2 separate regions of the Homo sapiens genome follow, and region 1 is linked to region 2. Evidence: read pairs that join two places in POLR2A ChIA-PET (ENCODE). Cell type or tissue: A673. All regions are shown on one strand. Links, peaks and the distances in the headings refer to the core of each region. The heading gives the core; the rest is flanking DNA.

Region 1 (5,377 bases), core at 141-5,140, 120 kb after region 2:
GAGCCGAGATCGTGCCATTGCACTCCAGCCTGGGCGACAGAGCAAGACTCTGTCTGAAAAAATAAAATAAAATAAAAACATCTCTCTCCATCATCATCTCCACATCTTCCTGACCTCTCTACTGGCACCCTCCTCCAAAAAGTCCAATCAGTTTAGGGTCTGAGTATCATCTCAGAGCCTGAGATGAGGAGTAATAACACCGATAGGAGATGGCTAGGCAGGCTCAGAGCCTATAAAGGATTATGCCATCTGAGGAAAGGACTCTAGTGTGTTCTAGCTGACTGAAAACAGAAAAATGCCAAGTACTAAAATATTTTAAGAATGTTATGAGCATCTGTAATGAGTGGGGGTGAGATGTAAAGTACAAAGAGAGTAAGAGCTGGGCTCCATGAAGACAGCATTCAGAAAACACTAGGCATAGTGTTTAAGAGCCCAACCCTTGGCTGTGAGCTGGAAGGCTCCCCTATGTTTCCTTCTGCCATCAACCCAACCAATTAGACTATTTCATGGGAGAAACAGTATCCCTCCTTTCTTCTCCCTCCTTTCCTCCAAACACTCACCCACTGTTACAAATGAACTAACAATTAGGAGAGGAAATGAGTGTAAACCAAATGCACCAAAAAAGAAATTCCTCAGTGCCATTAGCCACTGCAAAATAACTTCAGGCCCCCATCACTTCCCATGCCCAAACCAGAAACACTCATTAATACAATCTAACAAGTAGATTCACATGAGAAGAACTCCAAAAGGTAAATTCAAAATTCAAAACAAAAAATTAGAGCCATTTAAACATTTTAAAATATATATATAGAGAGAGAAAGAAGACAGAATCAGGAGTTCTGTGAGGCAGAGGAGAGGGGAGTGGCAATATCAACAATGGTTTCTATGCGTGAAAGGCCCTTCCTAAACCTCCTACCATAGCAAAGCTCCCCCGGTCTATCAGATGAACAGAATTCTAGATTTGTTTTCTCTTTCTCTCAAAGGCCACTGACAAGAAAGCAGCTATGGTATATTTTCCTTGACTGAGGGCTGGAGACTCAAAAACAAAAGCTATCTGCCCAGCCAGAGCCCTCTAGAAGGTTGCTGGGCTTGGGGCTATTTTACACTGGATAAGCCCTTCCTGAGTTTGGAAGCATCAATTAGAAGACTGCGGCAATTTGTCCTTTACGCTTTATATCCTACCCATTGCCCCGCACTCCCTCACCCCTAGGATGTACATAGAAAGTCGACACTAGGGGCACTGGGACTCTCAATTCTAGGGTGGCTGGGAAGGGAGGGAAAGCTGGGCCGAGCTCTACTTGTGACAACTGATACTACAGTTTCTTTTCCCCTGCTGTCACCCCCTTCCTCTCCCTATGGCCAGCCTAATGAACACCTGTCTCTCTATCCTCCATTATTTGCCTTTGTCTGACTGTCTAGTGGAGAGGCACCTGGCCTTGAAGTGCAAGGGAGTCAAATTCTCCTTTCAGTGCATAAGGGAGTGACTGGGAGAAGACAAGAGCAGGATTTTATTTCCTAGAAGATGGGTGAAGTCTTTCTTCAATCTGTCTCCATGTGTATAGAGTCACATCTTGCAGAAGGGGACAGTTAAAGACCAAGACATAGGCTTTTTTAAAGGACTCCTGACCTCATAAAGAGTTGGAATTTATTGCTCTTTGCTACCCTAGCTCCCCGTTGTCCTTCCACAGAAGGAACATTATTTCTGATGTCCTGGTTCCCTGGGCAAAGGGTCCAAGCACACCGGGGCAGGGCAGGTTGCTCTGGACAGTTTAGAGAGCTTTGTCCTTTCCCACCATTGCACAGCACACACCAGAACAATGCCCACCTGAATCCCTCTGAGTACATGTGTGCATTCAGCATGGAGCCACAGCTCTTTCAAGAATCACTCTTGCTATATGCAGAGTTATCAAAAGTCAAAGTCTGGGGAGAATTCAAGGATCCCAGTCCAGTCCTTCCCCAACAGTTGCATGAGTGTCAAAAGGCACTGTTTGTCCAGGGTTGGGGTGAAAATTTACCCTAACCCAGGAGGCAGGGACAACACTGTCTATATCAGTGTTTCCCAGTCTTGGCAATATTGACCCCTGGAGTCAGATAATTCTTGGCTGGGGGTAGTGGGGACTATCCTATGCAGTGTAGGATGTTTAGCAGCCACTAGATGCCAGTAGCACACACATCCCACCTCCAGGCGTGGCAATCAAAACTGTCTCTAGATGTTGCCAAAGGCCTGAGGGACAAAACCACCTCTGATTGAGAACTCCTGGTCTGTGAGTGAAGCAGCAGATCTTCCACCGTGTGGAAGGAGCCTATGTGGATTCAACTAGGTCGCAGCTGCAAAGGCTCTGAGCACAGCAATGTGTAACAGGGAAGAGAGGGGCCATGAAGCCCAGGACAGAAAATATCCTCCAGGAGGCAAGAAAGCAGGTACTCCCAAAAAGCTATACCTCAGATGCTGTTGGCCTTGGCAGTGAGAAGAGTTGATAAAAGTCAGTAAGTCCATTCTTCCGGAACTTGCCAGGGAAGACCTAGTCTTCAACCAAGTTTGGCTCAAGGGTGTGTTCCCAGGGCTGTGGAGTTGTCTCTTTAGTAAGCCTGGGTCACATCTGTGCTTTCTGAAGCCAAAGTCTAGTTTTTTCTCCCAGGGTGTGGCAGGGTGGGGGAAAGAACAGCCACTTCCATGGCCTACTTAGTGTTCTGCCTTGTTCCTTGCCCAGCCTGCCCCCCAACCCCAAATTCCACATGAAATTTCATTTTTAAAAATCCATAAAATTAAAAGCTGTAAAAGGGCAAAGTAGGCAGGCTCAGCTGTTTAGAAAAGAGAAAAAGAAGAATCTGGACAAGAGAAAGAAGGCATAATATGGGTGAAGAGGAGATGGGGTGCATGAGCTGAGAGCTTTACAAAATAACATTTTTAGAGCCTGCATACTTTTTAAAACACATACACACATGCATCAAAAAAGTCCATAACTAAGCTCAGTAAGTAGGGCTCCTTCATCGATGTTCCAGCACCACACCTTTCTGTTCTGTTTTGGTTTGTAAAGAAATAATTACAAATTGTTTTAAAAGCATTCCCAAATAATTCCAATACATCGAAAACTTTTTCATATAGATGAGAAGCTGCGACCACCATGTCTCTTCAAGGTAGGGGAAAAGTACGTTGCAGTTAAAAACAAAAAGCTTTCTTTGCAAAAGAAGAAAAGTTTTTTTGATCTCCTTGAATGTAGCACACAAAAAAAGTGATGGTTCCCCCAGGCTCCATCAGCAATAGTAAAGGGCAGGAACGTAGAGATTTCTTTTTCCAGGCCCAGGCCTGTGAAAAACGATGGCTAAGTGTTAGTCCTTAGCAGGGCCGACGGATGGTCTCCATTCCTGGTTAACCCTCTGGAATCTGGGAGCATGAGTATCTCCAAGAATTCATTTCTATTCAGTAAAGATGGGGAGGGGAATCCTAAAGAAGGCACAAGCCAGAGAGGAGACAAGACAAACATGAGAACCTGTCTGACTTCAGGCCGGGCTGAGCTGCTGTCTGCCAGTGCAGCCCTCCCTGCCCCCCAGCATGTGGTTCTTACCCACTGTTACTTGTTGAACTGGAAAGAATAGACCCCATGCTCTGAGGGTGCGTCCACTGCCACTTGGTTCTGTTGGCCGCTGCTCTCCTGTGCCATAGCCAAGGAGGGGGGTCATCTTGCGCATTCCTTTCCTCACCTCCACTACAGCAGCCTGACCAAAGCCCACCCTACATCGAGTGCCCTCCCAAACCTACCCACTCTCCACACTCATGTGTGAGTGTTTCCACCCACACCACCACTTCCCCAACCTTCCTACAGCCTGTCCTCTTCCCAAGACGCATTAGTCAATACAAGCCAGCATCCTGGTGTCAACTACTGGCTGGCCAAATGTAAGGAAGGGCCTCATTCATGAACTCAGACCAAGTCCTTCTTTCCTACATCTGCTGTTGTTTTTTTTTTAAATATGGAACGCTTCACAAATTTGCATGTCATCCTTGCACAGGGGCCATAATCTTCTCTGTATTGTTCCAATTTTAGTATGCATGCTGCCGAAGCGAGCACATCCTTCCTACGTTCTTCGTATACCTACCAGCTATTTGTGAACACAGAATCAGCATCATTGTGAGAGAAAGATCTTGATCAGGGGGAAACCTGCCTCCGTTCATTTTCCTAATCTCAATCCAAAGAAATGATAACACCCTTACCTCGACTGAAACACTGGAAGAAGGCACAGGGGTGTACTGGGAGATGTAAGCTCCTTGCATAGCTGCAGCCGTCGGCATATACTAGAAAGAGAAACATCAACAGGCTTACAGCAGTGATTTTTGGCTACATTTGAAGCAGCTGAGGGGCTTTAAAAAAAATACTGACACCTGTATTCTACCCCAGAGATTCTATTTTAATTGGTCTGAGCATTTGCATCTTAAAAGCACTTCAGGTGGTTCTAAAGTACACTGTTAGGGAGACGTCTCCCTATATGACTTATTTTCCTCCTCTTTCCTGACTTTCTTCTGCTTTTCCTCAACACACTCCCTTCTCTACCCTTGAGCCCTTTCTATGCAAAAAGGAATGCAGTAGGCCTAAAAGAAACCTAATGAGCTTCCTCCATCCTTCCAGGTACTATTTTGATGAGGATTCCTAGGACGTGTGTGTATCTTAAACTAATATGCAGACAGAAGCACTATTCACAAGGTGCATGAGTAGGAATCAGTTAAAAGGGGTGGGCTGGGGAGCAGAATGGCTGTATTCCTGGCTCATGGAGCACTACCATTGTAGTTTATGTCCTGTTCTGAGTGTGCCCCGGATGACACTGAAGTAATTCCATCATTATTCATAAGTTACTTACGCTGAAGAGTATTACACAGGTATGCCTTGCTCAGTAGGAGAGTTTACAATCAGAAATATCCTGCTTTACCGTGCCTGTGCTGCTGAGGGAGAGATGGCCCAGTTGCTGGGTAAGGGGTCCCATCATGGAGGCAGGCTGGAGAGAAATGGGATGGTCCATCCCTGGTGTCAGAACTGAACCCTAGAGGCAGCAACAAAGGACAGGGTTAGCTGCAGCATCCTGTGAGGCTGCCTAAAGCAGTGATCGGTGGCTGTCAGGACCACTGGAGACAGACATTTAAGAATCCTGGGAAATGGTAAGTGAGCAGCAACCCAACTATGCAACAAGAATAGGAACTCTGCCTGTCAGTGTGGAAGGACCCTCGTCTAAGAATAACAAGCTTAGGTCTTACTGCTGGGTTGCACAAGGGTCTGAGCCAGAACTCACACCCACATCTCCTGGCATCAAAGGCCTTTTTTTTTTTTTTGAGACGGAGTTTCACTCTTATTGCCCAGACTGGAGTGCAATGGCACGATCTCAGCTCACT
Region 2 (5,377 bases), core at 305-5,304:
TACTCCCTGTTCAGAAAGACTCTTCAAAGACAGCAAAAGGCAAAGATGCTTCTCATTCCCCAAAGGGCCCCTTGGCTCCTCCTGAGTCTAAGGCGTCCACCCCTCTAACAGCAGCTGCCTTTGAGAAGGTCCTTCCTAAACCTGAATCAGCATCTGTCTCTGCAGCACCCTCCCCACCAGTCTCTCTGCCTCTTGCTCCCTCCCCAGTTCCCACTCTGCCTCCTAAACAGCAATTTCTGCCGTCCTCTCCTGGGCTGGTGTTGGAATCACCCTCTAAACCCCTTGCCCCTGCTGATGAGGATGAGCTGCTGCCTCTGATTCCCCCGGAACCAATCTCTGGGGGAGTGCCTTTCCAGTCGGTCCTCGTCAACATGCCCACCCCTAAATCTGCTGGAATCCCTGTCCCAACCCCCTCTGCCAAGCAACCTGTTACGAAGAACAACAAGGGTATTTGCCTTGGTTTGCCGTGTGCATGGTGTGTCTGTCGTCCACACCCCTCTTGGGCGCTACCCACCAATACTAACCCTGTGATGCGCCGCTTTCTCCAGTGAATCTGCTTGGGTTTGGATGTAGAACATAGAATGATAATTTTAAATGCAAAAGTTCTAGGAATATGAAACCAAATCTTGGTTTTCATTACTTCAGATAGATACATAGTACATTGTGTATCATTTTTGTGTAATGTGGCCCGGACTACCCTGAGCCTGCCATGCCATCTATTTTACCTAATTGATCTGACATTGAAAACCAAGACCTGCCAGACCTTTTCATTTGCTCTAATCCCTACCACATCACTAACTAACCTTGTCCCTGGGCCTGAGATTTGGTAAAATTATTGGAGAATTGAACTATTTGTATTTATTTTTCCATTATTAGACTTAGTAATGACCAGTTGCCCAGGGACTCCCTTTTCATAAAAATGTAGAAATCTGTTTTTCCTAGCCTGAAAATGGTGCAGGTGTATGCTTTTTTTCCTCAGTAGTCTTTACTGATGCTTGGCCTTTGAATTGAAAGAAATTTATGTGAATTATGTTTGGAAAAACTAGAGATATAGGTCATCATCATTGAGAATCTTCTAATTATATTGATTAGATCACATTGCTGGGGTGAATGGTTTGAAAATGAGGCTGAATATGTGTACGTGTCTGCTTTTGACTTCCTCCAACCCAGTTTAAAAGTTGAGGGGAAAACCACCCAACCTGTTGTGCCTCCACGGTGTGATTTTGGTTTTTTCACTTAAGTGTATCTGGGGGCACCTTCTGACAGAACTTTACAGGGATAATTGGACTATTGGGTAAAATTTTAGAGTCATATGGGTCATTATTTGCCTGTGCCAAGAAACAAAGACCTTGAGGGAAAGAAAGCAGTTACAGTATATTAAACTGCTCAGCTATTTCTAGTGATTAGTCCTCATTTCTGGGGTTAGGGCTGGGTCTTTACTAGATGTGTACCCGCTAGTTAGTGACTAAGTTAGGGGCTATCAAGCTGACTTCACACAAGCCAGTTGGTTTACATTTAACATTCTTAGGTCTAGCATGAGGCATTCACCTCTAGTCCAGGGCAGGCTGTGGTGAAGTACCTTCTCTTATAATTTCTACTATAAAGCAGTAAAAGTTGTTTCTCATCTTAGGGTCTGGAACAGAATCTGACAGTGATGAATCAGTACCAGAGCTTGAAGAACAGGATTCCACCCAGGCAACCACACAACAAGCCCAGGTGGGTATTCTCTTACTAACTGGTATTGGGTCAAAGAAGCAGGGTTGATCAGGGCAACTTTTGTATTTGGAACTGTGAACCTTCATAAAGGAAAACCCACAAGGAGATTGTGCTATCCAGATCTTAGATTCTGGTTAACTAATAGCTGTTTTATCTTCTTAGCTGGCGGCAGCAGCTGAAATTGATGAAGAACCAGTCAGTAAAGCAAAACAGAGTCGGAGTGAAAAGAAGGCACGGAAGGTAAGATTTGAAAAGGATTTCAGGATCTTATGAAGCACCTTTATACAGAGTGGAACTGTTTATTTCCATAGGTTTTTGGGGAACAGGTGGTATTTTGGTTATACAAGTAAGTTCTCTAGTGGTGATTTTTGAGATTTTGGTGCACCTGTCACCCAAGCAGTATACACTGAACCCAATTCTTAGTAGTGGTAGAATCCCGTTGAAAGTAACAGAAGTAGCTAGGTTGGTGGCTCACACCTGTTATCCCAGCACACTGGAAGGCCAAGGCAGATGGATCACTTGAGGTCAGGAGTTCAAGACCAGCCTGGCCAACATGGCGAAACCCCATCTCTACTAAAAATACCAAAAATATATAGCAGGGCATGGTGGTAACGCTCCTGTAATCCCAGCTACTAAGGTGGCTGAGGCACGGCAATTGCTTGAACCTGGGAGACGGACATTACATTGAGCCGAGATTGCACCACTGCACTCCAGCCTGGGCGACAGAGCAAGACCTGCCTCCAAAAAATAAAAAATAAAGTAACAGAAGTTACTACGGCAGAAAACCCATTCTCTATTCTTGTATGAACTTTTCTCAGCCTGGGGAAAGGCTTTGCTTTGGATGTTGTATTATGTTCCTTGCTTCTTTAGGCTGCTTCTAAAGAGGTTGAAAACCTGATACTATTTTCTCTTCTTTAGGCTATGTCCAAACTGGGTCTTCGGCAGGTTACAGGAGTTACTAGAGTCACTATCCGGAAATCTAAGAATATCCTCTTTGTCATCACAAAACCAGATGTCTACAAGAGCCCTGCTTCAGATACTTACATAGTTTTTGGGGAAGCCAAGGTGAGTAAACTTTTCTTGGGCATTGTTCCAGACCAGGGTTTCTCAACCTCAGCACTGCTGACATTTTGCGTCAGATAGTTCTCTGTTATGGAAGGGCTATCCATTACATCCAGTTTTGATTACCCAAAAACTCCATTGCCATATATCTCCTGGGAGACCTAACTACCCCCTAGTTGAGAACCACTGCTCTAAACCTAAACAACTACTCTTTCTACTGTGAGGGCAAGCAGTTTAAAGCTGTACAATAAGTTACCTGAATGGGTTTACAGAGAGTTGTGAAACTATATGATTTATTTTTCAAAGACTGCTAATCTACTCACATGGATCTGTATTTTCTACCCTGTAGATCGAAGATTTATCCCAGCAAGCACAACTAGCAGCTGCTGAGAAATTCAAAGTTCAAGGTGAAGCTGTCTCAAACATTCAAGAAAACACACAGACTCCAACTGTACAAGAGGAGAGTGAAGAGGAAGAGGTATACTAGGAAATCTTTCATAATTTAACTCTCGCCGTATAGCATTGTGTTCGTGTTGGTGAGCTATATTAAAAACTAGATTCAGGAGACTCCAAAGAACTGCTGAAATTGTTCTTGCCTTTAATTTACTGCTTTTTCCCTCTCATCTCTCAGGTCGATGAAACAGGTGTAGAAGTTAAGGACATTGAATTGGTCATGTCACAAGCAAATGTGTCGAGAGCAAAGGCAGTCCGAGCCCTGAAGAACAACAGTAATGATATTGTAAATGCGATTATGGTAAGTGTTCAAGCCTTTGTTCCTTGACTCCCTCTGCCCTGACCAATTATGAGTGACTTTATTTTGTCTTGCTAAATATCAGCCAATTAAGGAACCTCATTCCAGAGCCTCTTCTGAGTTGCCGTATAGGTTTTAGTGGCCTAAATTCTCCTGATTTGCCTGTAAGAGTTTTAGTGACCTGAATTCTCCTGATTTGCCTATAAGAACCGCTAATTATCTTTTCTCTGTTACAGGAATTAACAATGTAACCATATGGAAGCAACTTTTTTTGGTGTCTCAAAGGAGTAACTGCAGCTTGGTTTGAAATTTGTACTGTTTCTATCATAAATAAAGTTATGGCTTCTTGTTGGATGAATTCAGTCGGTGACTGGTCTCTTCCCCGCCACCCCCCCACACCAAAAAAAAAAAAAACTTAAAAAGGTTCTAGTAATTTATTAATTACTCCTAAGGCCTCCCTCATTTGATAAGGTTTAGTGCCACAGATTTCCCACTTAGAATCTCAGACTTTATACCTCTTTTAAGAAGTTACTGGCCAGGCGTGGTGGCTCACGCCTGTAATCCTGGCACTTTGGGAGGCCAAGGAGGGGGCAGATCACGAGGTCAGGAGATTGAGACCATCCTGGCTAACACGTTGAAACCCCGTCTCCACTAAAAATACAAAAAATTAGCCGGGCGTGGTGGCGGGCACCTGTAGTCCCAGCTGCTTGGGAGGCTGAGGCAGGAGAATGGTGTGAACCTGGGAGGCAGAGCTTGCAGTGAGCCCAGATCACGCCACTGCACTCCAGCCTGGGCGACAGACAGAGCAAGACTCCATCTCAAAAAAAAAAAAAAAAAAAAAAAAGTTACTATACTAGGCTGTTAGGACCTTCTTAACTTAAGGAAATACAACTTGACTATAAAGTTTCTCATTTCTGACCAGGCGCGACGGCTCACACCTGTAATCCCAACACTTTGGGAGGCCAAGGCAGGTGGATCTCTTTAGCCCAGGAATTTGACACCAGCCTGGGAAACATGGCAAAACCCCGCCTCTACAAAAAATAGGATCACTGAGTAATCCCTGAGATCACACCACTGCACTCCAGCCTGGGCGACAGAGTGAGACACTGTCTCAAAAAAATAGTTTCTCATTTCCACTTTCTTTCCCAGATGTTAACTGTTAGCAGATCCCGATTCTTCTGTATCTAGTAATCAGCCCCTTCACTGAACTCCAATCTTTCTGAATGCACACTGGGGCTTTTGTGGCCTCTGAGGAGTTTACATTGGTTACATATCGACATGTAAGAGCTTGGTACAGGGTTGAAGAGAAAGTTGGAGGTACATGAAAAAGCTACCTCCTGAAGGGGAAGATTTTGAGTATATTGTAAACTTTCTGCTCTTAAGCATATTCTCTACAGACATTTTAATCTACAAAGTAGCTTCTGATTAGGACAGCCATAATTACATATTAGGACAATAAATGAAAACTAGGACTCTCCCAGGCTAACTAAAACATAACAGTTAGTTTACAGATAGCTACATAGGAATTCCAAGAAAAACTCAGTTTGGGTTGTCAGAGAATGGTTTGGAGGAAATCAAAGGGCTACAATTTAGAAATGGGAAAGTTACAAGTAAATGTAGAGGCAAGAATCCTGAAATGAACATGTGAAAATACACCTAGAAGGAATATGTTAGAATGGGAATAAATGTGGCTAACATCTAAAACTGGGCTTTAGAACTAAAGGAGTTAAGACATTTTTATAGAATTCAGTCTTTTGGTCTCCATAAAAAATGAGGCCGGCCGGGTACAGTGGCTCACACCTGTAATCCCACCAACTTGGGAGGCTGAGGCAGGCAGGGCAGGCGGGT

The links. ChIA-PET counts read pairs that join two places held together with the same protein. Peaks named below come from ENCODE experiments on the same cell type or tissue, not always from the same donor. Only the 100,000 strongest peaks of a DNase experiment are listed, where the experiment ranks them.
Region 1: POLR2A ChIA-PET joins it to region 2 with 11 read pairs; 3 of 35 experiments call an interaction of 5 or more read pairs at or near these places.

What each region holds. Positions count from the first base shown.
Region 1 is chr12:56,587,208-56,592,584 of GRCh38, reverse strand. It overlaps RBMS2 (RNA binding motif single stranded interacting protein 2), which reads right to left. Exons shown (of 14, transcript NM_002898.4): 11 at 4,921-5,031; 12 at 4,211-4,291; 13 at 3,567-3,653; 14 at 1-3,445. The coding sequence ends at 3,573. It also overlaps the pseudogene RNU6-343P. Among named protein-coding and RNA genes, the nearest start is that of BAZ2A, 40 kb to the left of the region's middle. In A673, for the core only: a CTCF peak has its summit at 2,130 (motif pointing right); a DNase peak (open chromatin) is centred at 2,184.
Region 2 is chr12:56,710,941-56,716,317 of GRCh38, reverse strand. It overlaps NACA (nascent polypeptide associated complex subunit alpha), which reads left to right. Exons shown (of 9, transcript NM_001365896.1): 3 at 1-447; 4 at 1,631-1,716; 5 at 1,879-1,956; 6 at 2,635-2,781; 7 at 3,128-3,256; 8 at 3,410-3,532; 9 at 3,766-3,891. The coding sequence ends at 3,780. Among named protein-coding and RNA genes, the nearest start is that of NACA, 12 kb to the left of the region's middle. In A673, for the core only: no CTCF peak of the experiment used is centred there; no DNase peak of the experiment used is centred there; H3K27ac peaks cover 2,638 bases.